Regions from separate parts of the Mus musculus genome. Here regions 1, 2, 3, 4, 5 and 7 are each linked to region 6. Evidence: chromatin loops called from intact Hi-C (ENCODE). Cell type or tissue: heart. All regions are shown on one strand. Each heading gives the region's core, and the rest is flanking DNA. Links, peaks and the distances in the headings are about the cores only. Region 1 overlaps Abcb1b (ATP-binding cassette, sub-family B (MDR/TAP), member 1B). Region 2 holds the start of Tmem243 (transmembrane protein 243, mitochondrial). Region 3 holds the start of Dmtf1 (cyclin D binding myb-like transcription factor 1). Region 4 has its middle 17 kb from the start of Gm31449. Region 5 holds the start of Sri (sorcin). Region 6 holds the start of Crot (carnitine O-octanoyltransferase). Region 7 holds the start of Dbf4 (DBF4 zinc finger).

Evidence for each region. Hi-C counts contacts between places; a loop is a spot of excess contacts. Peaks named below come from ENCODE experiments on the same cell type or tissue, not always from the same donor. Only the 100,000 strongest peaks of a DNase experiment are listed, where the experiment ranks them.
Region 1: a loop joins it to region 6, with 2.5 times the contacts of the local background. A loop is called at or near these places in 6 of 42 quality-filtered maps.
Region 2: it touches region 6 in a loop (3-fold over the local background); 16 of 42 quality-filtered maps call a loop at or near these places.
Region 3: it touches region 6 in a loop (5-fold over the local background); 6 of 42 quality-filtered maps call a loop at or near these places.
Region 4: it touches region 6 in a loop (2.1-fold over the local background); 8 of 42 quality-filtered maps call a loop at or near these places.
Region 5: it touches region 6 in a loop (3-fold over the local background); 2 of 42 quality-filtered maps call a loop at or near these places.
Region 7: it touches region 6 in a loop (2.1-fold over the local background); 4 of 42 quality-filtered maps call a loop at or near these places.

What each region holds. Positions count from the first base shown.
Region 1 is chr5:8,866,195-8,870,589 of GRCm38, forward strand. It overlaps Abcb1b (ATP-binding cassette, sub-family B (MDR/TAP), member 1B), which reads left to right. Exons shown (of 28, transcript NM_011075.2): 28 at 1-120. Among named protein-coding and RNA genes, the nearest start is that of Abcb4, 25 kb to the right of the region's middle. In heart, for the core only: a CTCF peak has its summit at 2,041 (motif pointing right); no DNase peak of the experiment used is centred there.
Region 2 is chr5:9,098,523-9,102,917 of GRCm38, forward strand. Tmem243 (transmembrane protein 243, mitochondrial) reads left to right here and starts at 2,215. Exons shown (of 5, transcript NM_001081029.1): 1 at 2,215-2,337; 2 at 2,695-2,873. The coding sequence starts at 2,796. In heart, for the core only: CTCF peaks have their summits at 2,043 and 2,608; DNase peaks (open chromatin) are centred at 2,149 and 2,819; H3K4me3 peaks cover 1,995 bases; H3K27ac peaks cover 1,182 bases; H3K27me3 peaks cover 832 bases.
Region 3 is chr5:9,159,990-9,164,384 of GRCm38, forward strand. Dmtf1 (cyclin D binding myb-like transcription factor 1) reads right to left here and starts at 1,787. Exons shown (of 18, transcript NM_011806.3): 1 at 1,625-1,787. Gm46901 (predicted gene, 46901) reads right to left here and starts at 921. Exons shown (of 1, transcript NR_166570.1): 1 at 1-921. In heart, for the core only: no CTCF peak of the experiment used is centred there; DNase peaks (open chromatin) are centred at 1,732 and 2,362; H3K4me3 peaks cover 2,629 bases; H3K27ac peaks cover 2,031 bases.
Region 4 is chr5:9,054,270-9,058,664 of GRCm38, forward strand. No RefSeq gene overlaps it. Among named protein-coding and RNA genes, the nearest start is that of Gm31449, 17 kb to the right of the region's middle. In heart, for the core only: a CTCF peak has its summit at 1,963 (motif pointing left); no DNase peak of the experiment used is centred there.
Region 5 is chr5:8,054,461-8,058,855 of GRCm38, forward strand. It overlaps Sri (sorcin), which reads left to right and starts at 2,082. Exons shown (of 8, transcript NM_001080974.2): 1 at 2,082-2,179; 2 at 3,078-3,161. The coding sequence starts at 2,129. It also overlaps the pseudogene Gm15730. In heart, for the core only: a CTCF peak has its summit at 2,156; DNase peaks (open chromatin) are centred at 1,481, 2,141 and 3,811; H3K4me3 peaks cover 2,074 bases; H3K27ac peaks cover 2,854 bases.
Region 6 is chr5:8,995,332-8,999,726 of GRCm38, forward strand. Crot (carnitine O-octanoyltransferase) reads right to left here and starts at 1,815. Exons shown (of 18, transcript NM_023733.3): 1 at 1,773-1,815; 2 at 1,121-1,216. In heart, for the core only: a CTCF peak has its summit at 2,127; a DNase peak (open chromatin) is centred at 1,880; H3K4me3 peaks cover 1,996 bases; H3K27ac peaks cover 1,984 bases.
Region 7 is chr5:8,421,414-8,425,808 of GRCm38, forward strand. Dbf4 (DBF4 zinc finger) reads right to left here and starts at 1,303. Exons shown (of 12, transcript NM_013726.3): 1 at 1,054-1,303. The coding sequence starts at 1,099. It overlaps Slc25a40 (solute carrier family 25, member 40), which reads left to right and starts at 1,425. Exons shown (of 12, transcript NM_178766.5): 1 at 1,425-1,626. In heart, for the core only: a CTCF peak has its summit at 2,306; a DNase peak (open chromatin) is centred at 1,388; H3K4me3 peaks cover 2,815 bases; H3K27ac peaks cover 2,145 bases.

The DNA of each region.
Region 1 (4,395 bases), core at 209-4,208, 130 kb before region 6:
TAAAATGTATAATTTTGTTTCAGTTTTTAATTTCTACCCTACTTTCTTAAATGATTATAAAGATTGTAAAAAGCACTATTTCTTAAATTGCCTATAAAAATTAAATTTTCATATAATTGGAGCCATCTGTTATGTATATGAATTTATCTACTCTTCCAAATAGGGTGATGTAAATTTCAGCCTTCAGAAAAGTGGATTTTAAGAGCCTCTCTATTCTTTGTGGGATGGTTAAGTAATTTAAGTAATTTCCACCCGGGATGCCTTTTCACCTGGAGCCTCACAAAGCCACCTCCCTAGCTGCCTCTCAGACTTGTCCACTGAGCTTTCCATCGCCTTACTGGCTGCTCTCAAACCCTGCGCACAGACTGTGGGAAGTGGAATGTGGTACGGTTAGGAAGTATACATTGCACAATTAATTGCACCTCACATTTTATTGCTCTACGAAAGAGCTCTCCAACAATTCCAATACTTTTATAACCTTTTAAGTTTAATTACTCTGTGATAACATTGTTTCTAGTAATTGGCCTCTTCCAAAGCTGACCTTCCTGACTAGAGATGTTTAAAATATGTCATTATTTTCAATCCAGGGAGATACAAACAAGAGAGCATCTCAAAAAGCTTAACCCTGACCGTACATGTGAGGTACGAGCTTGTGTGACCCGGTACATGTGAGGTACGAGCTTGTGTGACCCGGTACATGTGAGGTACGAGCTGGTGTGACCCGGTACATGTGAGGTACGAGCTTGTGTGACCTGGTACATGTGAGGTACGAGCTTGTGTGACCTGGTACATGTGAGGTACGAGCTTGTGTGACCCGGTACATGTGAGGTGCGAGCACAAGCTCCTGGGTCACATTTATTCGGGTAAGCGGTATCTGCAGTACATAACATGCTCATGGAAAGAAGCCTACGAGCAAATGATATGATCAAGTTGTTCCCAACAAGAAATGCATGACCAAAAAATGTGCACAATTCCAATAGCAAAAAAAAATGTGTAAGTTAAGTCTGGTTTACAGAGCAAGTCCTGGGATAGCCAGAGCTACACAGAGAAACCCTGTCATGAAAAACAAAACAAAACAAAGCAAAACAAAACAGAACAAAACAAAGGCTGACTTGCTTAGTAACATCCCAATTCATAGAGGGTATCTTTACTGTAATAGTTTTTGCTTAAATATTAACAACATACGTATTTTAAGTAAGTATATGCTTCAATATGGCATATATTCCAACTCTTGAAATTTAGTTGAGAGACATAAAAGGATGCTGTTGAAGCATTAGCTATAATATTAAAAATTGTACAGCTTTAATGTTAGCTTAATAGTTTAAAGTTGAGCATTGCTGTACATACCTGTAATTCTAGGACTCCAGGAGCTGAGGCAGGAGGATCTTGAGTTTGAGGCCATCCAGGCTGCAAAGCAAGTGTCATGTCAGTCCAGGATACAATAAGACCTTGCCTTAAAGAAGCAAAATCTGTTCATCTTAACATAACAGACTTCTTTAAAATTAGATAAAAAGCATTATATTTTCTTTGCGATCACCAACTGGAATAGTGTGTAATCTTTTACAAAACTAAACTGGACACCAGGCCAGATAGCCAAATGAGTACCGAGAACTCGCCTCATCTCCACAGAGAAGCCGAGCAGCAAATGAATAGCTGTGTTTGGGGGACAGTGGTACTGGTCAGAATGAAGGTGGCAGTAAGGGAGAGCCAGGAACCTGCACAACCCAGAGCCCTAGGATGGAAGCTCAGGGAGTAGGAGAAAGCACGCCCACAGTGTGGCCCCTGTTCTCCAGCTGAGACCCCACATCAGGGAAGAGAGTGCCTAGCAAAGTCCTCAAGGTCAGAAGGGACAGGTCTGAAGCCCAGCTCAGAAAGCTTCCAGGAGTCTACATTGTGATTTCTCCAGGTTAGTCACATTAGCACCAACAAGCTCCCAAACAGGACATGAAACATAAGTGGTGGCCACCAACAGCTCAGGACTCCCAGAACAAGATTAAGGGATACTTGGGGACAGTTGACAAAACAAGACAAAGAGCAGTAGGTGGCAGTGCTGGCCAGCTTCAGGATTTCCCCATCAGGGGAGCATGCTCAGACTAACACCTCTAACCCCAGTGAATTCTTTTCAACTTTAGGAATGCTTAAATCCCTATAAATCTTATATGTCGATTTATAACAGATTGAATTCTGGGTAAAATGGGCTTCTAAGAAAAGCACATCCTCTCCTGGAAGTTTGTCTGCCCTGAGAGAGACAAAGGAAGGGGTAGGGTGAAGGGGGGAGGTGTGAGTCTGAGAGGATCAAAGCCATTGCTGTTCTGCTGAGCCCACTCTTTCTAAGGAGTGCATTCCTGCCTTTTACAGAACCTAAAGGGGAAAGAAAGGAGGACAGCCAGATACAACAGTAACTGAAACTCTCTCCTCTTGGCTACACATCCAGGAGCACGAGAGGACCCCAAGTAGACGTGACATGAAGCAGTGCAGCCCACGGTTTATTAGTCAACTGTCAGCTGTCACCTAGTGTATTAGATTAGCAGCAGATTCTTAGCAGAATCATTGTAAGCCAAGAGGATATTGAATAAAAATAAAAACCTAAGACAAGCCAATGTAGACAGTCCATCACCTCCAGTAGTGCCTTACAAGATACACCAGGAAGAATGCCTGAAAGCTACTTACACCAGGGAAGATAGCATAAGTCTAAAACTCTAGCTCTCAAAAGACTGAGGCCAGAGGATCATGAGGTCCTGACCACCAGGGGCTACATAGTGGGATCCTGTCTCAGTGAGAGAGGAAGAGAGAGGAAATATATATATTTGGGAACACAGCTTCATAATATATATATTTAAATCAACAAAATGACAAGTACTTTTTTATTGTCTCATATATTACACAGCCCACAGAATTTACTAAACAGGAGTAAATTTTTTTTTATTCACACTAAAATATTTATTGTTTACTTGAAAATAAAATTAAAGCAGGGCTTGTCCTGTATTTTTTTTCAAAGCTTACTTCTATGTTTAGTGACATGATGAGTGTGTGTCTGTCTGTGAGTGTGGATGCAGTGCAGTGCCCATGGAAGGGGTTGAATCCCCTGAATATGGCATTCCAGGAGGAGGCCAGCCTTCTGAAGTGAGTGCTGGGAATCGAACCCAGGGACTCTGCCAGAGCAATGTGAGCTCTTCACCCCTCTGCAGACCCCAGATGTCCTGTGTTTCTATCTCGTCCTCCTACTTCAGTTTTATTCGGGGACAATCTCTGCTTTTCAAGGGATTTTTCAAAGACCCCTGCCTTGGCTCTCTTGTTTCACTTTTCTAAACCTCTGCTGCACATCGGTCGTTTGTTTCTATATTTTATCCATTAAAGTGCATGCTACATGAGTGCAGAATTGTCTTACGTTACCTTTTTATTCCCCACATCACCTAAGGGACTATCTTACACATTATAGAATTTTTTTTTTTTTTACTTTTATTTCCATGATGGTCTGTATTGCCCATCATATCTTTTTTTTTCCATTTTTTTATTACATATTTTCCTCAATTACATTTCCAATGCTATCCCAAAAGTCCCCCATACCCTCCCCCCCACTTCCCTACCCACTCATTCCCATTTTTTTTTGGCCCTGGCATTACCCTGTACTGGGGCATATAAAGTTTGCGTGTCCAATGGGCCTCTCTTTGCAGTGATGGCCGACTAGGCCATCTTTTGATACATATGCAGCTAGAGTCAAGAGCTCCAGGGTACTGGTTAGTTCATAATGTTGTTCCACCTATAGGGTTGCAGATCCCTTTAGCTCCTTGGGTACTTTCTCTAGCTCCTCCATTGGGAGCCCTGTGATCCATCCAATAGCTGACTGTGAGCATCCACTTCTGTGTTGCTAGGCCCCGGCATAGGAGTAAATTTTTTATGTCATTCGAAACTGTGAATGTAATGAATTAAATTGCTAGAAGTAAAAGACACAAACCAGCTCAACAAAGAAAAAAAAAGAAGTGTTCCATACAAGAAAGTTACTTCATGTGTAAAATGAATAAATGTAAAAAAATAGAGGCTGAAAATGAAAGGTTGTACCAAGACATCTATCTATACACATAATCACCAAGAGCACCCAGGGCTAGGCACATTTGTACAAACCAGACATAATGACAGAACCACAAGGGACAAGGAGGCTCACCAGGCAACACTCTAGGGGCCAACTGATGAGATTTGACAACTTAAAATTATGTTCACCTAGTGCAACAATATAAGGCAAACATTGTTAGATTTATAAAGACAGAGGAGATCTAATAAATAATAATAATAAAATAGGCTTCAACACCCTATTTTACTGGCCACATCAAATCAAACCAAAAAGAAAAAATGGCCAAGAAACTTTGGAGTTAGCTGTCCTCTAGACCAGAAGAATCT
Region 2 (4,395 bases), core at 175-4,174, 100 kb after region 6:
AGCAGATATGGTATTGGAGAGGTGGCTGAGAGTTCTACATCTAGATTGGCAAGGCAGCAGGAAGAGAGAGTGACACTGGGCCTGGCTTAAGCATCTGCAACCTCAAAGCCACCCCCAGTGACACACTTCCTCCGACAAGGCTACAGTAACTTCTAATAGTAACACTCCCTGTGAGGCCATGGGGCCATTTTCATATAAACTACCACAAAGGTCAAAATTTGAAAACTGCAGTTCCCAAGGAAAGAGGCTCCCGTATCAGGGAGAGAAATTTTAATTCCGGGAAGAAGGCTGACAGACTTTAGTAAAAACAAAAATTTTAGTTTAAAAATACGTTGTTTGGGAGCCTGGAAAGATGACTCAGCATTTAAGAGCGCTCACTACTCTTGTAGCGGACCTAATTTTGGATCCCAGCACCGATGGTTGGGTGGCTTTCAGCTGCTTGTAACTCCATATTGAAGGAAATTCACACCCTTCTGGCCTCCTTGGCTGGAAGCACATATGTGGAAGCACATGCATGCACATGCACACACACAGTTAATAAAATCTTTTGAAATATGTCATCTAACTCTAACTGGCATTAGAGATGTTTGTGAACCACATGCAGATGCTAGGAAACAAACCTAGGCCCTCAGCAAAAGCAATAAGCATGCTTAGCTGATGAGCAGTCCCTGAAAGTTTTAGTAGTTTTTGGTGAACCAAAGTAATATTTTCCCGAGGAGCCAGTGAGGTTTCTGGTTTGAAAACAATTATGTACAAGTAGAACCAGGAGAGAGTTACTCTGTTCAGTCGACAGAACGATTTCTGCCCGGCCTGTGACCTAAATATGAATATTCTAAATGCTTCCTCCCCACCCAGTCACCACAGCAGCAGAGCACAGAGGTGAATATAATTTCCAAATATGTATGTTACCTATTTTACTATAAAACGTTGCCTATATGTTCTCTTGTTTCTCAAATAACTATACTTTAAAAAATATACTTGTATTTAAAGTCTTTATTTTTTCCCAGAATAATATTTCCAGAACTTTAACCTTTCAGAATTTTAGACTTTATGGATTTTGATTTGACTGTATATCAAATTTGGTATTATGGCATCTTTTGGGGTTGTTGACCAAGGCCCATAATTACTGTGTTATTTTGGTGGATAGTTGCTTAGCACACAGCAGATTCTCAAAGTATTGTTAGTTTTTATTTTATTATTTTGAGACAGGGTCTTGCTACTTAGTCTAGACTGTCCCTAATATTCAAAGGATTACAGCCTAGAGCCTCAAAAATATTTTTTGTTGAATGAAACTGAATATAAGTAAGTGAATTAATTTGTAGGACCTTTTAATATGAATCTTTAAATAGAACTTTTAATAGAAGTGGGTGCTGGATTATGTAGTATTGCTGTTGTTAAGGTAAAGTCGCGAGTAAACAGCTAATTTGTAAAACACGTGTAATGATTGGGCAATGGGGATATGTATAATACTTACGTGTACTCAGGGCTGGAAGTTCGTTGTGGTTGTTATTCCATCCCTTGTTCTAAACTGTTGCGTGGCACTGGAACCCATGTCTAGATTCTAAGCGTTCGTGGAGGTATCGCTTCAGCTTAGAGTCTCCTGCACACTAACACTTTCCGAACTTTCTTGAATCTAGCTAGGTATTAGTGTCAGCCCAATCCTATTAGTGTAGTTGTTTGGTTTTTAGCTTTTAGGAAGAACTTCAAATGTAGAGCGACGGTACTTGTGCAGCTTGTCCATTCCATTCAGCTCTCTAAGCCCCAAGACTCCAAAAAGGCCCAAGATGCGAAGCTCTGGCCTGTGGCAGCACCCCCACTGGACCAGGCAACGAAATACCTAACTGTTTATGTAAACTAGGACCTCTTATTCTGTGTGTAATACAGAATAAAACACGCATACACGATTGCCTCCGATACTGTAAAGTGTCCACATCCAAATCCTGGAGTGGTCGAAGCAGGTTGTCGGGTTTTAAGACGCCAAATTCGAGTCGGTCTTCAGAACCCTGCTTTAGCCACTACGTGCACCGCGCAGCCGCCAATTGCCAAGAGGCGGAGAAACGCTTGGCAGCGGGGACCCGCGCCTCGGTGGGACGACCCGCACCTCTGTAAATAAAGCTCTGCAGCCCAGGCGGCGCCTCTGCCCGTGGGATTGGCTGCCTGAGTCGTGACGCGATCTGGGCGGGCCCGACCGGTTTGCGACAGTGGCCGCAGGTCCCGGACCGGAGAGCCCGGGGGGACTCGCCGCACGGCGCCGGCGTCCGGCCGGCGTGTGGGGGCCACGGCTCGGGGTCGCGGCCGCTGCCTGGATCCGCCGCGCGCGCGGCGCGGGACGCCGAGGTCTGGCTTGCGGGCGCAGCCGGGGCTGCGGGGAGCACGGGGGACGGGACGCGAGCGGGCGGATGCGGAGCTCTCAGCCGAGCTAGGGTGGTGTGCGGGGCCGCCCGGCCCGCAACTTCACTCCCGCCGCCCCGCCGCGCGGGGGACTCGCGCCAGGCAAACTTTCTCCCGGTGGAGCCCCGGCCGAGATTGGGGGCGGCGGGCGCGGGCGGGGCGGCGGCCAAGCGCTGTTTGTTTCCTTTCACTTCCCGCGGCGGCCGCTGGAGATGAGGACGGCGGGGCTGGGGCGGAGCGGCCAGGGGCCCCCGGGAGTGACAGTCGCCCCGTCGGGATTTCCCGCCCTCCCCACCCCCCCAGGGCCCGGGCCATGCGTGCGCCGTGAGGGGCGGGCGTCCGGACTTCGCGAGCTGATGCGGACTCGCTTTTGAGCGTCCGGGGACGAGCGAAGCAGCCCTAAAATGGAGGACTTTGCTACCAGGACCTACGGGACCAGCGGCCTGGATAACAGACCTCTGTTCGGGGAGACGTCTGCCAAGGTGAGTGCGGGAGTGGGCCCCGGGCCAGAGTGCGAGAATCCCGCCTCCCTCCACCCCGCTGGCTCCTTGCAGCCTGCCTGGAGGGTACTTGGAAGTGGGAAGAACTGTTCTTGCCGTCCCGCCCCTCTCTTGGGATGTTTGCCCTGCACTCTGCACCAAGAGCAGTTTGGAGTGGAGAAAAGTTCAGAAAGTTCTGGGCAGTTTGTGGGAAGCCCTTACGGAGAGTGCGGAAACCCCACCGTGGAGGGAAAGTCCTGCGAAGGTTGCATAAGCGCACTTTCCAGCTCCACACTTCAGGTGTGCGTCCAGGGCTTTAGTGGTTTCAGGAGTGCATCGAGAGCCCAGGGTTGCTTCTGATGATTGCTTACCTAGAGTTCTTAAGAGGATGAGGATGTGAAGCAGCTCCATGAAGGTGGATGTTGGCCACAATCCCAGGAGGTGATCAAACAAAGGGTCCCAGCTCTCAAATAGGCAGAGGCACTAACCGTTTTCTAGAAGCTTGACTAGATAGAGCCTCTGGCCTGCAGTCAACAAAAGTCTTTCTCTGTACTTAGCGTTAACTTTCTGAAACTTGCTCCCCACCCCCAGCCCCCTTGCCTTGGGGACAATCAAGAAACTCTGTATTCAGCATAAAACTTTCTCAGAAGTCAGGGCAAGATTAACCTGTAGCTCTCTTACCCTCCCCCCCCCCCCACTTGTAAATGACGTTGGTGACTGTAGACCCCCTGACCCCTGATAGGAGCAGTCAGCCTTTGAAAGTTGCTGTGGTTACTGTAGAGCTGGGTTTCTTACCTTGTGGGAAGAGCCTGTACCACACACAGGGAACTTCTCCACCTGGCAGTCATGGGGAATCCTAAACTTGGAAGCTGCCAGTCTACCATGAAGATTACTTATTATTAAATTCCATATAGAATTTGATTTGTCTTGGGGTGCTTTACTAAGACATTTCAAGATGGATGTCTGGCTTCTTGTAACTTCGCCTAATCTCAGCTCGCCATGCTTGGGAGCTCAAGTTCACTAATGCTCCTTCCGTTATTTGCAGACGTTACTGAGCGCTCATGTGTGTCTATTTGGTGTTAAAGGAAAGCAGTCAGGAACGGGAGATCTGTGCATATCTGTGCATAAAGTGGAGATTCTGGTGACTGTGGCCTGTGTCACAGCACGGAGGGCATCATGCATTTTGGGTACAAAGATGAAACTGGTCTCATTCATATGAAACATTTGTCCAGCTGTCCACAAATCAGGCTCACTGTCTCTTGCGCATAGCTTTCTGAGTGCTGATTGAGAGTCTGGGTGATTCAGACTTTTAACTTCATAGGCTCTGTAATACAGCAGCACTGGGCTTCCCAGTGGACTTGTCTGATGCAGACACTGAAGCTGGCTGGGCTGACTGAGATAGCTCACTGTGTTAGTTTCAGCGCTTGGGAGGCTGGGGTAGGAGGGTCACTTGATCACAAGGTTCAAGATGAACCTGAGGTACATAGTGCAATCTTGACCCCAAATCAAAACCAGGAGCCTTAAA
Region 3 (4,395 bases), core at 173-4,172, 160 kb after region 6:
CTTGGAAAAAAGTGTATTTTGTATGTATCCCCCAAACTGCTAAACATACAGATATGACAAGAAAATGGTAACAATACCAGGTGTCTCCCTCAACTGAAAGAGTCAGTGGACCAGGCAGGTTTCTAGATCATCCCCCTGAACAACAGTTTGGGTAAGACTATCATAATCTAAAGTAATGAAGAAACGTTAGCTTACTTGATGGTACTCAAAAGCACCAGGGAAAGACAGTAGTGGGATAAAAGCATAAAATAATAAATAATATTCTTCATATAGATAGGAGTGTTTTTTCACGTCTGTGGAGAATATCATTAGTCTCTCACTGACCTGGTACACTCAACATAACAATCTTTGAAATGGATTTTAAGTTTGTCTAAGTTTAACCAAATATACAAAATTGTATCACTATTCTACCACAGTAAAAAGCTAGTAATATTTTGTTATTATAGTTGTTTTAAATGTTATAGTAAATTACTCGAATTATTAAGGTAAATTTAAGACTGGCCTAAAGAAATTTGCAGTACCAGAAATAGAAAATCTATAAGGAAAATAGCCTTTGATGTTTGTAAAACTTTCAATATAATCAAAGGTCTTTTCTTTCTTAATTTACAGCCTAAAAGCCACAAAAGTTATTTACAACACGAAAATATAGCTCTAATTAATAAAAGTCAGTACATCTAGCTTAAGACATAACACATCACAAACAGTACTGAAATGCATTTTTCTTTGGAGGTTGTCCCAAAGGAAGTCTAGCTGTCAGAAAGAGGTACAAGGGCTGACAAAAGCAATCACGGGCTATCACTCTTTCTTTAGCTACACCGAAGTCTTTAACTATAAAAACATATGCTGTATCACTGAACAGCACAGGATGGCACTGGACCACTTCTTTCGGAGTAAAACTCGTTAAGGTTGCGGGGAGATTCTCAAAAAAAAAAAAAAAAAAAAAAAAAAAAGTTCTTGCTAGAGGGCCAAAGAGGGTTTTGAAACGCTAAAGGTCTGCTCCGCACGATCCTGACAATTACTAGTTGGCTGGGCCAGGACTCTCCCCGCACCCCAGGCCACGTCCCGCGCGGTCTCTAAAGAGAAAGTCCGACTGGCAACCATGACTTCCTTCGCTGAGTCCAACCGGCGAGGGGCTCACGGGCCAAACGAGCCGAGGAGAAATGGTGGGCTTGGGACGACCCCCGCCCCCACTGCCCTGCCCACCCCACCCACGCAGCCGAGGGGGCTCAGTGCACCCCAGCCAAGCCAGGCTGGCAGCTCCGCCGCCCAGCACGCACACGCCCGCGGGGCCCCCGGCGCCGTCCTCCGCGACTCGGGCCCACCCCCAGGGGTCCCGGCGCCATTTAGTTCCTCCAGCCCGCCGCCATTTTCCGCCCCCACCGGCTCGCCGCTGCGCCCCAGGGATCGCTCGGGAGTTCCAGCCGCCAGCGGCCGCTTGAGCCGGCGACGGAGACCGCGGGCGCGGCGTGCGGGGCCTGCCGCGGCGGCTAAGCGAAGCCCGGACTCCGACCCCGCCCGCGGCACCCAGCCGGCGACAGCCAAGGCCCGCGAAGGGGCCGGCTCGGCCGCACTGGGCGGAGCGGCTGCGGCGGAGGCCCGGACCTGAAGGTTCCATCGCACTTACTTCCTGTTTTGGGTCCGGGCACTTTGGAAGAACCAGGATGGAGGCTCCAAAAAATACCAGGATGGAGGAAGCAGCCGCGGGAGAGAGTGGCTGCAGCTGGGGTGAGCGAGCGCAACCAGCCACCGGAAACGGAGCCGCGAGGCCGCGCCCCGCCCCCGCCCTCCCAGCACCCCCCCTGCGGCCCGCCTCTCCTGGGGGGCGGGCCCGCGCGCCACCCCCGACGTCACTTCCGTCTGCGTCGGCAAGCTGATGGGTTGCTGCGGAATCGAGCGCCATTCTCAGCGAGCGATAGGGTCGGACGGTCGCCGTCGAGCTGTGGCGGGTGATAGACGTAAAGGAGGGTCTTTCCCTTGGCAGGCGTCTGCACCATCTGTCTTTTAGTTTCCGCAATCTCCGAAGCGAAGAGGGAGCGGTGTGTCTCTATAATTCTTGTGAAAGGTGACCTCCGTGAGTGTGACCTCGCTTTTAGGAGACTACAGTTCTTTATGCATTTAAAGTTCAGTGCTGGTAGCTATGCCGAGTGCAGCTCTATTTTCTGGATTCTTAGAGATGAACAAAATAGAAGCCCTGTTCCCATGCCAATCTTTAAGAATCAGGTTCATACATGAATAGATGCATTTTGACCATATTTACTCCTTCCTATCCACTCCAACTCCTCCCCGTGTTTTCCCTGACATGCCCCCGACTCAAATTCATGTCCTATTGTAGGGGTGTATTTCTGGGTACACACATGTAGCCCAGATGTACTTCAGTGTAGGGCTGCGCCCCGCTTGGACGTGGGAAAACAATCTGATCTCTTCAGGAAGGAAGTTGACTCTTCCTCAGCAGTCTTGACTGCTTGTAGCTCCCTAGCCAGAGATGGAACCTTGTTCGCCATCCATGCTGGAATGTGGAGTGGAGTGGTGGTATGCATGGGACCACAGCTGCTGAGTGGTGGGTGTTAAAACAGAAGTCTTCCCATTCCCCTGACTCTTTCAAGTTTTCTGCCCCCCATCTTCAGCAACGCTCCTATACCTTTGGTGTAAGGATTGCATTATAAAAACCCACTTAGGGATAGGCATTCTACAGTCACTTAACTGCACACTGGTCAGATGTGGTTTTCTGCCATAAACACTGCTACAAAAAGTGCAGACTCTATGATGAGAACATCAAAAAAGTTGCCTTTTGCCCCATGCTGGGCACAATTGTTCGAACCTATTAATTTCAGCAGAGAAGAGGTTGAGGCAGAAAGAAGACTGGATTTTGAGGCAGTGTTGGCTACATAGAACACATCTCAACCAAACCAAACCAACCCAAAAGTTCTAAGATACACAATTCTGAGCATTGGGGTTCCTATTGGTGTTGCTTTTATGATTCAGCAGATACACGTTATACTTTGCTTTCCTTTCACTACTAGTGATACACAAAGTCCCATTCCTAATCAAGAAGCTGTTTGCAAATGGTAGATCTGGGGAAAGGGAAAATCATTTTTTCCCCCCAGGGGAGTGAAATTAGATGTATCAGGCATACTCTTAAATCAAGCAAGGTTCATAGGAGTTGATGGCCAATGCAATTTGGAATCACAAGTTTTTTACAGCAGCTTTATTCACATTTGCCAAAACATGCAACCAACCAAGAGGCTAACCAGGAGGTGAATGAATAAACAAGCAGGCACATCTATTCAACAGAACTTTATTTGGCACTAAAGTAGTGAAGAATTAAAATATATGTTACGTAGTAAAGAAAAATCATCCAAAAATTGATGTATGCTAAGACTATGCCATTCTGATTGTCTTATTTTTCTACTGTTATGAAGAGACACCATGGTGAAGGCATTTTACAGAAGAAAGTTTTAATTGGGGCTTGCTTACAGTTTTAAATGATGAGTTTATAATCATCACGGACGGAGGGGAGCATGGCTGCAGGCAGGTAGGAATGGGGCTTGAACAGTCCTTGAGAGCTTACATTCTTAATTGCCGAGCCATTTGGGTATGTGTAGGCTTCTGAAAGCTCAAAGTCTGCACCCAGTGGCATGCCATTTCCAACAAGGCCACACCTAATCCTTCCCAAAGAATTTCACCAACCAGAGACCAGACATTCAAACATGTTAGCCTGCAGGGGCCATTCTCATTCAATCTGCCAGTGGTGATATTCTGTAAAGGGCATTGCTATGGAGACAGTAAAATTAGTGCATCCAGGGGTGGAGAAAATGAATAATGTGCGGGGGTTCCTATAGCATCAAGGGCTCTGTGTGCTGCTGAAATAGCATGCCTTTATAGTTGCAGCAAAACCCACAGGTCTGATAGATAAAATAGAATGAACTCTAACATAAACTATATCTTCTGTATTAATGGTGTGTCAGTATAGGTTCATTCGTTATAACAAATGCCCACTCTTGATTGTGTGTGTGTGTGTGGGAAGCCGTGAGGTATGTAGGAATTTTCTCTACTTCCTGCTTAATTTTGTGAATGTTAAAAAAAGTCTTTGTTAAAAAATGCTAAGAAAGGGCTAAATAACCCTGAACTTGAATAATGTAAGTCAACATTCTCTGTGTTCCTGTGTGTTGTTCATATGTGTTAAACTCATGTAATCAAATACTTAATTGAAGGTTCTACAAGTGAGTAACATTTTACTCAGGAACCAAATGCAGTTGTAGAGTGTGTCCAGGTCACACAAGCAAGGGGTACACTCAAAATTGTAGCCTACTCACCCTGCTCTATTTCAAAAATATACTTTGGCAAGTGTCACCTCATGATGAAAACAAAACATAGCCAGGAGCTGGAGAGATGGCT
Region 4 (4,395 bases), core at 248-4,247, 59 kb after region 6:
CGATCCATACTTATCTCCTTGTACTAAGGTCAAATCTAAGTGGATCAAGGAACTTCACATAAAACCAGAGACACTGAAACTTATAGAGGAGAAAGTGGGGAAAAGCCTTGAAGATATGGGCACAGGGGAAAAATTCCTGAACAGAACAGCAATGGCTTGTGCTGTAAGATCGAGAATTGACAAATGGGACCTAATGAAACTCCAAAGTTTCTGCAAGGCAAAAGACACTGTCTATAAGACAAAAAGACCACCAACAGACTGGGAAAGGATCTTTACCTATCCTAAATCAGATAGGGGACTAATATCCAACATATATAAAGAACTCAAGAAGGTGGACCTCAGAAAATCAAATAACCCCCTTAAAAAATGGGGCTCAGAACTGAACAAAGAATTCTCACCTGAGGATTACCGAATGGCAGAGAAGCACCTGAAAAAATGTTCAACATCCTTAATCATCAGGGAAATGCAAATCAAAACAACCCTGAGATTCCACCTCACACCAGTGAGAATGGCTAAGATCAAAAATTCAGGTGACAGCAGATGCTGGCGAGGATGTGGAGAAAGAGGAACACTCCTCCATTGTTGGTGGGATTGCAGGCTTGTACAACCACTCTGGAAATCAGTCTGGCGGTTCCTCAGAAAATTGGACATAGTACTACCGGAGGATCCAGCAATACCTCTCCTGGGCATATATCCAGAAGAAGCCCCAACTGGTAAGAAGGACACATGCTCCACTATGTTCATAGCAGCCTTATTTATAATAGCCAGAAACTGGAAAGAACCCAGATGCCCCTCAACAGAGGAATGGATACAGAAAATGTGGTACATCTACACAATGGAGTACTACTCAGCTATTAAAAAGAATGAATTTATGAAATTCCTAGCCAAATGGATGGACCTGGAGAGCATCATCCTGAGTGAGGTAACACAATCACAAAGGAACTCACACAATATGTACTCACTGATAAGTGGATACTAGCCCAAAACCTAGGATACCCACGATATAAGATACAATTTCCTAAACACATGAAACTCAAGAAAAATGAAGACTGAAGTGTGGACACTATGCCCCTCCTTAGAAGTGGGAACAAAACACCCATGGAAGGAGTTACAGAAACAAAGTATGGAGCTGAGATGAAAGGATGGACCATGTAGAGACTGCCATATCCAGGGATCCACCCCATAATCAGCTTCCAAATGCTGACACCATTGCATACACTAGCAAGATTTTACTGAAAGGACCCAGATGTAGCTGTCTCTTGTGAGACTATGCCGGGGCCTAGCAAACACAGAAGTGGATGCTCACAGTCAGCTAATGGATGGATCACAGGGCTCCCAATGGAGGAGCTAGAGAAAGTACCCAAGGAGCTAAAGGGATCTTCAACCCTATAGGTGGAACAACATTATGAACTAACCAGTACCCCTGAGCTCTTGACTCTAGCTGCATATGTATCAAAAGATGGCCTAGTCGGCCATCACTGGAAAGAGAGGCCCATTGGACACGCAGACTTTGTGTGCCCCGGTACAGGGGAACGCCAGGGCCAAAGGGGGGGAGTGGGTGGGTAGGGGAGTGGGGGTGGGTGGGTAAGGGGGACTTTTGGTATAGCATTGGAAATGTAAATGAGCTAAATACCTAATAAAAAATGGAAAAAAAAAAAAAAAAAGAATTCCATTTTCAGTAGTGGTCTAGTAAATTTTAAGTTCCCAAGACCTCCCTGGGAACTGACGCCCTACTTGGCAGAAAGAGACATGGACATGGGTAAATGATATACTGGTTGGCAAATTAAGTCTACTTGTTCTTTAGTTAGCTCCCATAAATTTTACATGTGTTTACTGAAGGACTTTTTCTGCTTTCAGTGTACTTAGACTCCAGCTTTGTTTGAGGAAAAAAAAATAATTAAAAAAACGGAGCAGACTCTCTTTCAGGTGTAGGCTGCAATGAAGTGACACCTTCTGGTGCAAAATGGGTACTGCATGCTAGCAAGTGTCCTTATGAGGAGACTGCATTTTTTTCCCACTAACCATATATATATGCGTTACAAAGTTCCACAAATGGGCAGCTTTACCAAGGGAAATACAACAAATCAAATCCTGGAGGCTTCACATCCAAGATCTTGGTGTCACAGCACTTGGTCCCTTCTGATGACTGTGCAGGGGAGCTTGCTCCTTGCTATCTGCCAACTTCTCAGGGTTTACTGGAAACCTTCAGTGTTTCTTGGCCTTTATAACATCATCCAGAATTTCTCTTTCAGATTCAGCGGGCCAGATGGCCTACTCCTTGTGTGTGTGTCTTCTCACAGACCTTTAATAAAGACTCTGATCAGTTGATTAAAGGCCCAACCTATTCCCCTATGACTTCATTTTATTGAATGTGTCTACAGTTGTCATAGAGACTGACCAGAAAATGGGAAGATTAGTGTACTGGCTAGTTTTGTGTCAACTTGACACAGCTGGAGTTATCACAGAAAAAGGAGCTTCAGTTGAGGAAGTGCCTCCATGAGATCCAGCTGTGAGGTATTTTCTCAATTAGTGATCAAGGGGAAAGGCCCCTTGTGGGTGGTGCCATCTCTGGGTTGGTAGTCTTGGTTCTATAAGAGAGCAGGCTGAGCAAGCCAGGGGAAGCAAGCTAGTAAGGAACATCCCTCCATAGCCTCTGCATCAGCTCCTGCTTTCTGACCTGCTTGAGTTCTAGTCCTGACTTCCTTGGTGACAAACAGCAGTATGGAAGTATAAGCTGAATAAACCCTTTCCTCCCCAACTTGTTTCTTGGTCATGATGTTTGTGCAGGAATAGAAAACCTGACTAAGACAATGAAGAAAAAATTATAAAAAATTAGAAATTTATATAAAGTACATATTACCTAGAAGTAAGATCAATAATCATCCAACTGTAATTCCCCCAAAAGAAACCCCCCCAAAAAACAAAAAACAAAAAAACAGTTTAACCTGCAATTGTCACATCTAACCGTCTATCCTGCATCCTGAAATGACAGAAGGAGAAGAAGGAGAAGAAGAAGTTGTAGTGGTAGTTAGTAGTAGTAGAAATAGCATAAATTGACACAAACTAGAGAGAATGATTCAGGAGCGGGGAACCAAGGAACTGTGTCCATCAGATTGGCCTGTGGGCATGGGAGGATTTTCTTGATTAATAGTTGATGTAGGAGGACCGAGCCAGCTCTGGGCAGTCCCATTCCTGGGTATGTGGTCAAGGCCATAGAAGATTGTGTAAGCGATGGAGAGCAGCCAGTAAGCATCATTCCTCTATGATCTCTGCTTCAGTTTCTGCCTCCTTCCCTGGCTTCCTTTGATAATGGACTCTGTAAAACAAGTCAACCTTTCCTCCCTGAGATGCTTTTGTTCATAGTGTTTATCACAGTACAAAGATCAAGTAGAGCAATTCCTTATCAAATCGACTATAGTCATAAGTGACCTATGTAAGCTTACATCATACCCCCAGGTTTAATGTAGAGTAGCCAAGGAAAGCTTGCCAAGTGCGAGCCTTTGTAGAACACCTAATTGATAAAATCTCCTGTTCACTAGTCTTGGCTCTGAATGCTTTCCTTTCTTTACATTATTTCTCCTTGACTCCCACTTTCTTTCCAGTGTTTCACTGTGTGTTAGACCAGGCTGCTCTGGAACTTGCAGTGATCTGCTTTCTTTGTCTCCTGAGTACAATTTACAGAAGTATGCTACAACGCATAGCTTAAATATTTTTTCTCTAACAGTGAAACCTGGTGGCACTGGGAGAAAAAGTCACCGTAGAGCCTTTGTATCTCTCCTTCAAAACCTCACCAGCCTTCCTCACCAGGAGTGTAATGGCTCTCTTTCTGAATACACTAGACCCTTTGGTTCCTATGTTGATTCTTCTTAATTGACACATCTTAATTTTATGTATTTGTGGTGTATTTTGTGACACTTCAATACATGTATATAATGTGTGATGATCAGAACAGAGTAAGTGCTCTGTAGTCATACATAACCAATGAGTTGACTGGAATTGGGTGGGGAGGACAAAACCTCATTTCAGTTAGGACTTGGCTGTGCACTGACAAGTTTATGGTATCATATATCACCTAGGCATCTTCCAGTCCCAATCATATTAAGGTTTAATCTCACACTTGACCTTCTTAGTTTTTTGAGACAGGATTTCTCTGGGTAGAGGCGACTGTCCTGGAACTTACTCTGTAGACCAAGCTGGCCTTGAACTCACAGAGATCCATCTGCCTTTGTCTCCCAAATGCAGGGATCAAAGGTGTTCACCACCACCTCTCAGATTACTCTGAATCTTTTATCTCCTAATTTTACTTGATACGTTTTATAACTCCTTTCCTTTCAGGCTGGTGCTATCTTCCTTCACTAGTAATTAAACTAATCCTAATTGTTCTGCCTGATTTTT
Region 5 (4,395 bases), core at 227-4,226, 940 kb before region 6:
AACAAAAGCGCCTATCTCACAGGTCTTTGTGAGGACTACACAAATAGGCAAAGTTTATGAAGGTCTGACACTCATTAATTACTGTGTGTGTGTGTGTAATTTATCTTTGTTTTCATCATTAATTTGTTGGCAATCGCTGTAAGGATTTCATTTACAGCCCTCCATTAAAATTCACTTCTTAAGGGAGGAGTAACCAGAGTCTAATGTCTCCTAATGTGACAATTAATGTAGTCGCTTATCCATAAAATGAAGCCTGCATTAGTCACAAATGCTTTATTGGTGACACATATTTTTTGTGATATTTTCAAACTCGAGTCCTGAAAGAGCTTAAATTCAAGTGTGAGTTGAGCCCTGTTCACCTAGCCGATTAAAGTTCCAAACTACAGGACAAAACCTCAGAATGCCTAATCAAAGACCATGGTATTTGAGAACAGTAATTTTATCTCCAGAAGCAGACGTAAAACAGGCTACACCTTTGCTACGTGATCACAAGGACTATTGGAATTGTTTCTCGCTATTTAGAACTTTCTGTTTTGGAGCTTATGTATCCAAAGAGAACTTGGTCACACACTATGGTCAGTCTTGTTCATTAAAGTGTTTCTCAAAATGTTAAAAACAAAACCAAGAGCGGAAGTGCCCTCCTTTCCTTTCTGCTGGGTACCGCTGCCTGCTGTCAAGATGGGCAAGTTCATGAAACCCGGGAAAGTGTTGCTGGTCCTGGCCGGATGCTACTCCGGTCGCAAAGCCGTCATCGTGAAGAACATTGACCATGGCTTCTTGGACCGCCCTTACAGCCATGCCCTGGTGGCTGGAATTGACCGCTATCCCCAAAAAGTGACAGCTGCCATGGGCAAGAAGAAAATCGCCAAGCGATCCAAGATCAAGTCCTTTGTGAAAGTTTATAACTACAACCACCTCATGCCCACAAGGTACTCTGTGGATATCCCCTTGAACAAGACTGTTGTCAACAAGGATGTGTTCAGGGACCCAGCTTTGAAACAAACGCAAGGTCAGGCGGGAGGCCAAGGTCAAGTTTGAGGAGCGATACAAGACAGGGATGAACAAATGGTTTTTCCAGAAGCTTCGCTTTTAGGTATATTTTTGTTTCGTCATTAAAAATAAAAATAAATTAATAATAACAACAACAACAATAATAATAATAACAATAAAGCAGGCAACCGTTGGTGACTCTCATCTGGGGCTGAGGCCATGAGAGGCTACCCTGAGAACCTGGATCTCAAAAGGAAAGAGTAAGAGCAAACAGTCAAAAGCAAACAAACAAAACATCGACCAACCAACACTGTTCAGTCCTTAACAGTCCGGAGCCAGCAAACAATTACCTCTTGTTGCAATTGCACCAAAAAACAAAAAAGAAGCCGTGAAACATCTGAACAACCCACGTGAGTTTCACATCCTTTCCAGGAAGCTTCACCACTGGGGTTGTTTCTATTCGAATCATCCAGAAAATTAAACAATTCACTTTCCTATGAATGACCTGGGTGAGGCTGTCCTGCCTAGAAACTGCCCTCTTCTACCCCACCCCACACACCCACGCCTAGCAATCGCACCTGAGCTACACTCAGCTTAAACGGTTGGCAAAGAAACAGGCCACCCTCAGTCAAAGCTAAAAGCCCACTTGCATGGTTCAGAAGTTTTCATCAGGTTTTCAAAGTTTTTTTTTTCCTATTTTGTAAAGTGTCTCCTTCGCCCACTGGAATTGTTCTCCCCTTCCCTACAGTTGTGCATAGCGTTCTTATCCCGTCCTCTCTACCCAACAACCCGGTGTAAATAGTAAATGTTCTACAAAATAGCACAGTAGGAAGAAGGGGGGAAAAAACCCTCCCCTAGCTGTGCGTGGATGTCGGAATGTGCCACTAGGTCGAGAGGGAGAATGGGTCCTGATATAAACTCGTCTGGGGTCCTGGGTCATCGCCCGAGTGTGGGTCGCAGACGGCGCTGACACAGCACAGAGGCAGCAGGGAACGGGCGGCACTCGGGATGCCGCGGGGCGATCGGGGTGGGTGGCGGCGAGCGGCGGCCCCCGCGGGGCGGCGTGGTGCGCTCCGGGGCGGCTCTGGGCCGGACGGGCGGAGCAGCAGACAGGCAGGGCGGAGGCGCAGTCTGCACCATGGCGTATCCCGGGCACCCTGGCGCGGGCGGAGGGTACTACCCAGGCGGGGTAAGTGCAGCGGACGAGGGCACAGCAGCCTCTGGTCTCCCGAGACTGGAAGGCGCCACGGACGAGCGGGAGGAGGCGTCGCGGGCGGTCCCAGATGCTCCCTGCGAGCTCGCCTGGACCCTGATGTCCAGCCTTGGCTCCATTTTTCTTCCCCATCTCTTCCAAGGGCCTTTCCAGGGCCCACCGGTGGGTGGGCTGCGACCCAGGAAGCCCATTCTGTAACTCGGATATGTGGCGTGAGATAGTGCAAGTTGGTGTTGACTTCCTGCTCTCTCGGAATGTCCCCAAAGCAACAACAGCCATCTTGATCTAGAATGGTTCTGTGGTCACTCCCTTGAAAAGAAAGTGACAGGGAGACCAGAAAGTCTGGAGAAATGAGCTGAAGTCCTAGAGGAAGACCACTTAGGCAGATGTGGGAGGTGTACTGTCAGAGACAGAGGGACCCTCATTTTAGATATAACCGGGCCGGCCATCCCTGTTCTTCCCAAGCCACACCTGTCAGCCCTGTACTAACTCCAGCCTTACTTAGTACTTCAAGTACTTCAAAAACACCGCAAAGGCTGTAAAAACCAACAGGAAAACAGTCCTAAGCCTAGCCACCAGGTTGCTTCCGGTGCACTGACCTCTGTAAGCTGGTTAATAGGGATTTTTAAAGTGGGTCTGCGTTTAGTGGCCATCACTCTCATGAAACTTGTTTTGGACCAAGTCTCCAGCTTTTAGATGTCAGGAGCAGGAGTGGACAAGCCTGGTGGGTCACTGAGCTGAGTCAAGGTGGTGGGGAAGATAGAGACTGTGAAGGTCGCACAGGCGTCAATTGTACAAAAGCCTTGGATGGTTAAGATAAATTCAATTCTCTCTGATGCCTTTACCTTTTTTTTTTTTCTTTTCTTTTTCACAGTATGGTGGGGCTCCCGGAGGGCCTGCGTTCCCTGGACAAACTCAGGATCCGCTATATGGTTACTTTGCTGCTGTGGCTGGACAGGTTAGCCTTTCCTTCAATACTGAAGAATTGTTATGTTCTGTTTGTGTTAGCATTTAGTGCAGTGGCACAAAAACAGTCTTTGCTCTGGAAATGAGTCCCTTTGCCTGAAAGAAGGTAAAAGGAAAGGAAGACTAAAACAGTCTTTATTTTAGATCTGGACAAATTTGGACAGAGTATTGCCTGTATCAATAATAGATCAGTTCAAAGCTTGTGATTGGACTGGGATTAGACTGACCCAAAGGGGGAATATAAATATACTTTGAAGATCTACAAAGTGTATACCTCCTCACTTGTATTGTCAGGATAGAACAAGGGCTGCTTACAGAGAAGAAATTCAAGATCTGAACATAAAACCTCTGCTTGCCTAACCTAAAGACAAATATTAGTAATTAATTATTTTATGGCCCAATTATGATAGTTAGCTACTTTCAGTTGAATTCGATAATTAATCATTTACCCACAAAGGAAGTAGAGAAGAGCTGTAAAGAAGCATCGGCTTCCAAGCACAAGAGTTGCTATCAGTATTCGGAAGGTAGCCTCCACCCAGGGGCAGGTGCTCTCTGGAGCTAGCGCTCCATGTCCTTATTAGGTGATGTGGCCAGATGACCCACGGAGGGAATGCAGGTCAGCTAGTCCCAAGTCCTAAGACCTACTTCCTCCCTCCGAGAGTTATGACCGATGCCTATGGCTATTGTGGGGAAGGACATGTTCCTAGGTTGCAAGGTCACTGTGTGTTTGTAAGTGTTCTGTGGACATAATCCAGATGTGTCCAGAGGGGACCTCCCTTCTTAGTCACCTTAGACTTGTTTTAAACAAGAGCCCAAAAGAAGGAAATGATGATTTGAAAAAACAAGCAAACAAACAAACAAACAAACAAACAGATATGCTCTAGAATATGCTAAGCAAACTTCTACGGCCACCTTGGAAGAAGTGGTACTCTAAGAAACAGAGCTCGGAGAATTTGAATGGAAAATTGAGTCGAAGACTGGGAGACTTTCCTCTCGAGTGTCTACTTAATATGTTATCGATCCGTGTTTTTGAAACCACAAGACATAGCACACCTCAAGACAAGCATTCTTAGATTGCCAGTGTCTTCAGCATGTAAGTGACTCCACCTGCTTGACTTTCAGCAGTGCTGGCCTCTAGTCCACACATTCATCTTCTTGCAAATTATTGATCTTGTTCCTAATTATAACTTAATGAGTCTCACCAACTTGGATTTATATATTTTATT
Region 6 (4,395 bases), core at 118-4,117:
GCCATCTCACTGAGCCTCAAAATTTGTCTTTTTTTTGGGGGGGGGGGTTAGAATATTACTATATACCCCAGGCAGGCTTGGAACTAACTTTTGTCAGACAGGCTTGCCTGAATTCACATGGGTCAGCCTGCCTCTGACTCCCTAGTGCTGGGAATATATGCCACCAACACCCACCCAGCTCTAGGCAAGTAACTTTAATTGAATCTCTTTATCTTGGCATGTATAACCATATAATTAGTCATCAGACTTTTTAATGCCATAAAAACAACTCATCCTGAAACAACTATATTATGGACTATAATGGGCAGAATTGTTATGATGACCTAACTCCTACCTACTCTTTTTAGTCCCCAGAACTTGTCATTATGATAGAACATCATTACTCCTATGGTTGCAACTGGGTTTCACCTACAAAAAAAAAAAAAAAAAAAAAAAGGCTTAAAATAGAGAGGACCTAACCTAATCATTTGAGTGCTTGAGCAGAGATACTGCCACACCTCTGTGTCTACATCTATGTCTTTAATGATCTGTGTCTACATCCATGTCCTTAACGAACTCAGAGACAAACAGGACTTGCAGGAAATGGGATTAATCCTAATGCAAGTGAACAGGGGTTAGACTCTGCCAACTCGAATGAACCTGAAAAGGGAGTCTCCCCCTAAAACTTCAGAAAGTAACTCATAACAGAAACCCTGGTCTCTCCTTTTGTGCGTCCATGCAGGGTAAGCAGCTAAGCTTGCTCGGACTTCAGATCTTCAGAAACTCAAAGTCTGTGTTCCTTTAACCGCTAAACATGTCACTGTCTGCTGTAACAGCAATAGGAAACTAATGCAAGCATGCCGGGCAAGCTGATCTCATTACACTTCCTTGTCATTTAACAGATCCCACAAAGAAGACCAGAGTACTAATTTTATGCCTGCTGCAGTGCTTAGCCCCTGCAAGGTTAAGCCGACTACAGATTCTTTAAGAGTTGTCTTAAGTTTTCAACCATATAAAACTAGTTAAACGATTCCAATAAAATTAAGAAAACGATGACAGTGGACTTTCTGAAAGCAAGGTGATGTGAACGCGAGAGAGGTGGGAAAATAGAACCAGGAAGTAAACAAATAGGGTCACATACCAGTAAACCACGAAGAAGTGCTCAGGACCTCCAGGAGCCTGCTTGAACAATTCGGAAAGGAAACCACAGGGAACCCGAACTGGCCAAGCCTGGTGACTGTGGAAAGGAAGAAATACACTCAAGTAAAGATCAGGAAAGGAGAAGAGGATAGTGACAGAAGCTGGAAATACAGAGAACGGACATCTGCTAGACATGAGATTTATATCACTACAGAGCTAGCTATGTTCCAAGCAGCCTATCAGATGGACCCAAGGGGCACAGGGAACCTTCCGGTGCCCGCGGGGAGGTTGCAGCAGAAGCAGAAAGCAATAAAGTTCAGAAACTCCTCCCACCAAAACAAGGGCAGCTTCTCACCGAGGATAAGGACAAGGGGAGAAAAACCAAGAAACATGCACACGCAAAACCAACCAATCGATCAAGCACTCTAGCACTCTAGCACTCTAGCGAGGCCGGTGCAACTGAGAGAGGACACCCCAAACCAGAAGGGCAAGATGCTCGGGGGGGGGGGGGGGCACCACGCCCGCGCCAGACGGGGCGCCTGGGCGCACAGCCCGACTGCACTCAGCTCGGCTTCCTGCTACTGCAATACCCTTCGACCCCCTCGCCATGTGGGAGGGGAAGGAGAGCGAGCAGCCGGCCCCAGAATCCTCACCTCCCGCGCCCCTCTTGTCCCTCTGCGTCGGCCTGCAGGCTCTGGGCTGTCCTGAGGCCGGACCAGAACGGAAAACCGCGAGGGTCCCGCCCTGTGCGCGTCGGGGAACGGGATTGGACGGGAAGCCGCGAGGGTCCCACCCCGCGCTGGAAGGGGTGGGCTGTCGAGGCTTGCTGGTCCCGCCCCCGCCGGGTTCTCGGGCTCTGGTGGCGTCCTAGGCTGCAGACCCCGGGAACGCAGCAGAAAGTCAGATAAGCGCCCTGCAGTCCCCGCTACAGCAGCTTCCTTCCGGATGCTGCGGGAGATTGGCCTCCGTCCAGAGATCTACCCACTCTCGGGCACAGCCCTGTGGCTGCGTAAGGAGGCCCACGGCTCAGCCTGCTTTTCGCCGAACTCTTAGGGGCTTGGCGCTGTGTTCTTTCTTCCCAGTCGCTCCCCCTTCTTTGTGCCAGCCTCCTTTGCATGGCCCAGGCAAGCATTTATACTACTTTAGATATAAATTTAAGAATTTATACTGAGACATTTTATTTTGTCTACCCTGTGTGCTGGCAAGAGAATAGCAGGCGAATGGATCCGGTTTGGCCTCGTCGCCTCTTTGAGACTTAAGATTTGGCCAACTCCCAGCCATCTAGGGCAAGCCCTTGCAGTCTCTAGCGATGGTCAAGCTTCAAGCTTTGGCCTTGCCTGAATATTTTTATCATCCAAGAAGTTGCGTTTTTAAAAAGCTAGCACGTCCTAGAGGAAGACTATGAGGTATTTTTAGTTTCACAGGTCAATGCCCTTTTTTTCATTTACCTCCTGAAATAAATTGATACAATTTTAAACTTATATACACTTTTTATTTGTACTTCTGTTTTGTTTTCGTGGAAGGAAAAATATTTTACCTGCTCCTGCATAGTTAAGTTATTCAACAGTTTAATGACTTCATTTCAAATTAGTATATTAAAAGCTGCTGTCTTTCCGAAATCCTTTTGAGTTTCCCGCAGAATTACTAATATGTTTCATGACTGCACAGCGTTGCTGGAGGTATTACATAATCAAGCTGGATAATCTCTCTAAGCTTGTCAAAGTGACTGTGTTAAAGAACTTTTCCCCCTCATAGTATGTAAGTGTTCCGTTCCGGATATTATATTATGCTTCGAAAATAGAATTCTTAGACTGACTGGATTTCTCAGAAACCTTCATTGTCTTTTTTTTTTTTTTTTTTTTTTTTTTTTAGTAAAAAAAATTTTGGCACCTCTTTAGAAGTTTACGCATATTGAATGTTTGCTGGTGGCAAAGAATTTAGGGTCACTCACCTTCACTGTTTTTGTGAGTTTGGTAATCTCACCAAACCAGGCCTTTATGCAGGGTCTTTAACACTGAGCTACATTCAAGCCCTGCTGCAAGTTTCTCTTCTTCCTGGTTTTGTTAAGCAGAAACGGTGTCTCCATGAAGATCTTGGCTTCTCATAAAAAGAAAACAACCTCGGGACTGAAAAAAATCAGTAGAACCTGGAGAATGTGAGAAAAATGACCATCTCTGTAAAACTGTAATTAAGCAGAGTCCTGAAAATGTTTTCTACCAAATGTATAATAGATATTTTAATGTCAAATTTAAAATCGGTAGCACTCAGATTAAATTTGAACAAGCTTGTATTTCTTAGCTCAGGATAGACAGATCTTGATGGCTGAGGAAGATATTGCAAGCTTTTGGAGTATGTCTTATAGCAACAACTTGTCCCAAGTCTTAAAATTGACTATTAAAGTTATATAAAAAATCATTCGGGCTGGAGAGATGGCTCAGCAGGTAAGAGCACCAACTGCTCTTCCAGAGGACCTGAGTTCAAATCCCAACAACTACATGCTGGCTCACAACCACCCATAATGAGATCTGACTCCCTCTTCTGGAGTATCCAACCGGAGTGAGCAGAGGTCTAAAAATTCAATTCGCAACAGCCACATGAAGGCTCACAACCATCTGTACAGTGTACTCATATACATAAAATAAATAAATCTTTAAAAAATCATTCATTTATGTGTATGAAGGGATCCATATGGACCCAGGACCCCAGGGCAAGGGGCTACCTCTGGCTAGAGAGGAGGCAGATGTGGCACATAGGCAAATGACAGTGTCAAGTCAAGGGCAAGCCCTGAGCTAGGATGAGGTGTTGACTTTCATTAGACAGATTAGGTCAGTCAAAGGAGCGGAGGGTTGATAGCTGAACCGCAATACTTTGATAACTAGACTTTGGTAGTCCGCCTCAGGAGAGGGAAATGACCAAATAAGGGAATAGACCTTGTTGGCTAGTTATAGGAATAAAATCTAATAGTTTCCAGCAAGACAGTGGGAATCAGGGAGAAAGGCAATGCCTACCAGAGCCATGTGTGACATGCTCGGGCTGGCTAGAGTCCATTCAGTGTAGCTCTTTCTCCATACACTACCAAATTAAAAGGAAGACTTTTACAGACTGCCGCAGACCCTCTAAGTCCCTTTGTCTGCATGGAACGGGTCTCTGGGGCAGATGGACAAAGCGTTAGAGGGTGACAGACAGACCAACACATGAGATTGTGTAGAATCTGAATGTATTGTCACAAAGTGAACACCAATCTTATATAGTACAAGGGGTCCGGAAGTCACAGCA
Region 7 (4,395 bases), core at 255-4,254, 570 kb before region 6:
GGCAACATTTTATGCAGACAAATTTTTAATTTATTTTACAAAAAATGTTCAACAGCTTTATTGCAGAAAGGAAACATTACTAGTCATAACAAATTAAGTCATTAGAATCTAAATGTTTTCCCTAATATTACCACTTAGGATGAAGGCAAACTGTCCTGTATGGTTTCCACAAAACTCTATACTGGAGAACAAGAGCTGAATCAGCAGAAAATAGTTATTATTTACTCCTGTTCCGTGTATGAAGCAGGAATTCTATAGAGCTGTTCTGGAAAACTTACCTTCTCATGGTGTAAACGTCATGTGGGTAATTAACAGGTCGGTGAAAACCCAACACAGGTGTTTCAAATATTTAAAGCTTATTTACCTAGGTAGCCACACACACTCATCTAGAATAAACAACCTAATTCTTAGGGGTTACTAAATGCTGGCATTTTGGTTTCATAGTTTGTCTAGTACTTAAAAGAACTAGACGAGGGAGTTCATGCACTTTGTTTACATATTAAGAACCTAAGCCCACTAAGGACTATGCCATCCATCTTTTATTTTAAAAGCAGATGAGAATCAAACATCTTCTTTAAACTTTCGAAGACAACCTGCACTTTAGTACTTAGTTACTAGACACACATGCACCTCTTAGGAATTTTCCCTATAATGAAAATTTTTTATATTAAACATTGAGATTGAAATCTGCTTTTGTCTATGAGGTTGAAACACACACACATACACCTCTCCGTCTCCCTCACGAGTGACGGGAACAGTCACAAATGGGCGTGGGCGCCTCCTCCGTGGGGCCGTCGGGGACCCGCGCATTGTCTGAAGCCTGCAGCCCCGGGAATGCCGGGTCGCTCGCGGCCGAGGCGGGGAGAGCATGAGGGGCCCGGCCAGCGTCGGTCCCTCACGGAGACCAACACCGAACGCCTCGCGGGCGCCGAGAACCCACAGAAACGCAAAAGCGGCAAGAGGCCCTCCGCAGGAAGACTCTCTAGAACCCTCCGTGGAACCAGCCAGGCAGGAAACGATTAAAGGGACCGCGGCGGGGGAGGGGCTCCATACCCGGGAGAGGTGCTTTGCTGTGGATCCTCATGGTCTCGAGGTTCATGGCAGCCACCAGGCACCTACATGCTGGGTCCGCACCGGGGGCCGCATGGAACGGCCGCGAACACAAAGCTCCCAGGGCCTCCCCGGCCCCGGCTCCGGCCTCGGCCTCGGCGCCGGGCCGCGCTTGAGGGCCGGTTCCGGCGCGGAGGCTCGGAGCAGGAAGAGGCTGTAGCTCAGACCCGGGAGCCGCGGCGGTTAAAGATTTGAAAACGCGTCACGCGACCGCGGCGCCCAGACGCGCTCCCCGCCCTTCCTACGCCGGGGCCGGCCTCGCGCAGGCTCCACCTGCCCCGCCTCGCGCCCCGCGGGCCCCGCCCCCGGATGCTGACCACGCCCCCGGCGCGCCAGCCCGCGGGGCCTCAGACCCGGCTCTCCCGCGTCCTCCTCGAGTTCCGGCTCCGCTCTGCATACTTGGAGTGTGGGGCAGCCAGGGCGGTGGACGCGGTTAGCCTCGGAGGCTTCACCTCGTGGTCGACATCACCTGCTAGGCTGGCTGAGACCCGGGCCTTGCAGTCGCCTCGCCACCAGGTACTCCAGTTAACCCTGTGTGGGACGCGGGGCCGGCCCTGGGCTCCCGCCGACCTTGCAGACGGGCCGCAAAGGTCCCGGGTGGCCGCGGTGGCGGCGGGGCCGGGGTCCACCCGCCGGATCCGACTCTCGCAGCCCTTTGGGTACTTTGTTCTGTACAGACCTGTTCTTTCTCTCTGTGTGTATAATTGTCCTTTTTGTAGCAATAAAAGAGTGGAAAATGAAGTCTCAGGGTTTTTCATCTGTAAAACGGGAATACGGGATTATGGTCAAGACGAAATTCAGGCGTACGTGATTTGTTTTAATTTTGCTTTGTAAATGAGAAAATGCCTCACAAAACTTGTTTGGAGTATACTTCTGCTCTCACCCATACAGACGTTATGCTTTGTACTGTTCTGCATTTCTTAACTCCTGGCTATAATAGACACTCCTTATAGTATTGATTTTTGATGGAGTACCCTCAAGACAGTCAGTACAAATAAGTATATTCAGGCACAGACAGGTGAATTGTGAGACTATTCGCCAAAGACAACATCAAGTTGGATTAGCATTGCTAAAAGAAATGATTTTGTTTTAAACAGGTTATGGACGGAGGCTGGAGCGACAGTCATCGAACTGTCTATCTGTATTAAACTGCTTTAGACAGTCGGAGCTAATTTGTAATCTCAAGAAATGTCCGGAGGAGGGAGCCAGAAAGGGAAATATGTTGAGACATTGTACTGATGAATTTGAATTAATATACATGTGCTTAACAGACCTTGAGAAGGAGGAGCAAACATTTTTTAAAAATGAGGAGAGGATTCAATTTTCAAAGCGTAAACTACGGAAAGGAAACAGAATTTCCATGTTTGTAAACTGGTTCAAATGTTTGAGAAGCACTAATACAGAGTAGAATTAAAGCCACGAGGGAAGGGGGAATGCCTTGGAGTAGAGCTTGTGAGATGAAGTGGAGAGTCAGGGGATGAGGCAGTGCGAGTGAGGAGAGGGAGAGCAAGCTGAGTTGGAAGAGACTGGGAACAAATCTTAATAATGGTGGGGAGGAATGGAATTTTTTTACAGAATTGGTGGTCCCAGCTTCCCAGCTAATCTAGGAATTGGATAATTCCGAGGCTCCGATTTAGTCTGTGAAGAGAGTACTGGTTCTTAGCTGTTAGGGGGACTAAGGGGAATGCGCTTGGAAGCAGTAAGCCTGGAACTGAAAAATTCTAATTACTGTCATGTTGATGACTTGACTCAGCTTCGTCCCCAACCGAGTTCAAACCGGTTAAAACCTGAACTATAGGCATCTGTGGTGGCTTGGGAGGTGCCACCCACTTCCTTAAGAGTAGTTAGAATGATAATAGAGGTAATTACAATTTGAGTGGTAATCTAGCTAAGTAATAGATAACCTGTGGACCTGACCTCTATGGTGGAGCACACTGAAGAAAGAAATGATGGAGAGGAAGAGGTGGCCGAAGGGAAAGGGGGTTGTTTTCTTTTTCTTAATTTCTTTCTTCCTCTCTCTTCTCTCTCTCTCTCTCTTTGATGTTTTCAGAATTTGGAAAAGATGTAATCATGTTTCTTTGGAAAATAAAACTGGAAGTTGTTTTATGCTCTTGTGAAAGGTGATTTATATTTCTTCTGAGATAAGACAATCAAAGAGTTGGAACCATGTTAGACTCATTATGTGTCATGTAAGGTATAATTCCAAACTATGAATAAGCAAAACATCTACTCACCACCTAGGTACTAGTGTTTTTTTGTTTTTTTGTTTTTAGTCAACTCCTAGTACCCCATGGAACCCAAGTTTTACAGCAGCCACAGGAAGAAGAGTTTGGTTGTATGAAGACAGAAGTCTCTACACATCCTGTCAGTAATCAGGACTAAATGAATGTGGTTTATGTTCTTGTTTCTTGTTTTGAGACAGTCTCCCTTGTAGTCCAACCTAGCCTGGGGCTTACTGTCTAGCCTAGGCTGGCTTTGAATTCAGTAGAGATCCTCTTGCATCAGCCTCCCAAGTGCTGAAATTTCAGGAATGATGACCATGCCCACCCTAAAGATCTTGAAAATAGACTTTAATAGATTCCTTAAGATGTAAAGAAGGCTTTACATACAAGAATAAATGAATTGGTCCAGAGTTATAGTAAGAAACTGTATTAAGTCACTCTGTTAAAAACTAGAAAGCATTGAGCAGAATTTTGTGCATCCAACTTGTTTTTGTTTTATTTTATTTTTTGAGACATAGTCTCAGTATATAGCTCTGGCTGTCATGGTCTACATGTCATTATGTAGACCAGGCTGGCCTCAAACTCAGAGATCTGCCTACCTCTGCCTCCCAAGTTCTTGGATGAAAGCTCGAAGTCAACTTGTGGTCCATAAACTAAATGCATCCTAGGATAGCTATGAATGCCCAGCACATTTGTAGACGGCAACATGATGTAATGGTGTCAAAAGTTTGGACATCCCTGGAACTAAGTGAACATTTATTTGGCTGAGTCAAGAGAACTTAATTCAGTTAGTACTGGCCTAGCCTTAAAGCAATTTTATGACCCTTGGACAAGTTCTAAGAGTGTGTGTTTTTGTGTTTGTGTGCATGTGTACACGTGTGTATTCTAGACACTGAACCAGGTACTTTGTGCTTTACACTGAGTTGTATTCCCCTTTGCTCTGTAATTTCCTTGTCTGATAATGAAGTTACTATCTGTGCAGTCTGCCTCACCATTTTTGTGATTATCAAAGGAGGCCTCATTAGCTTTCTCACATCATGTCAAACATAACCAAATGCACATT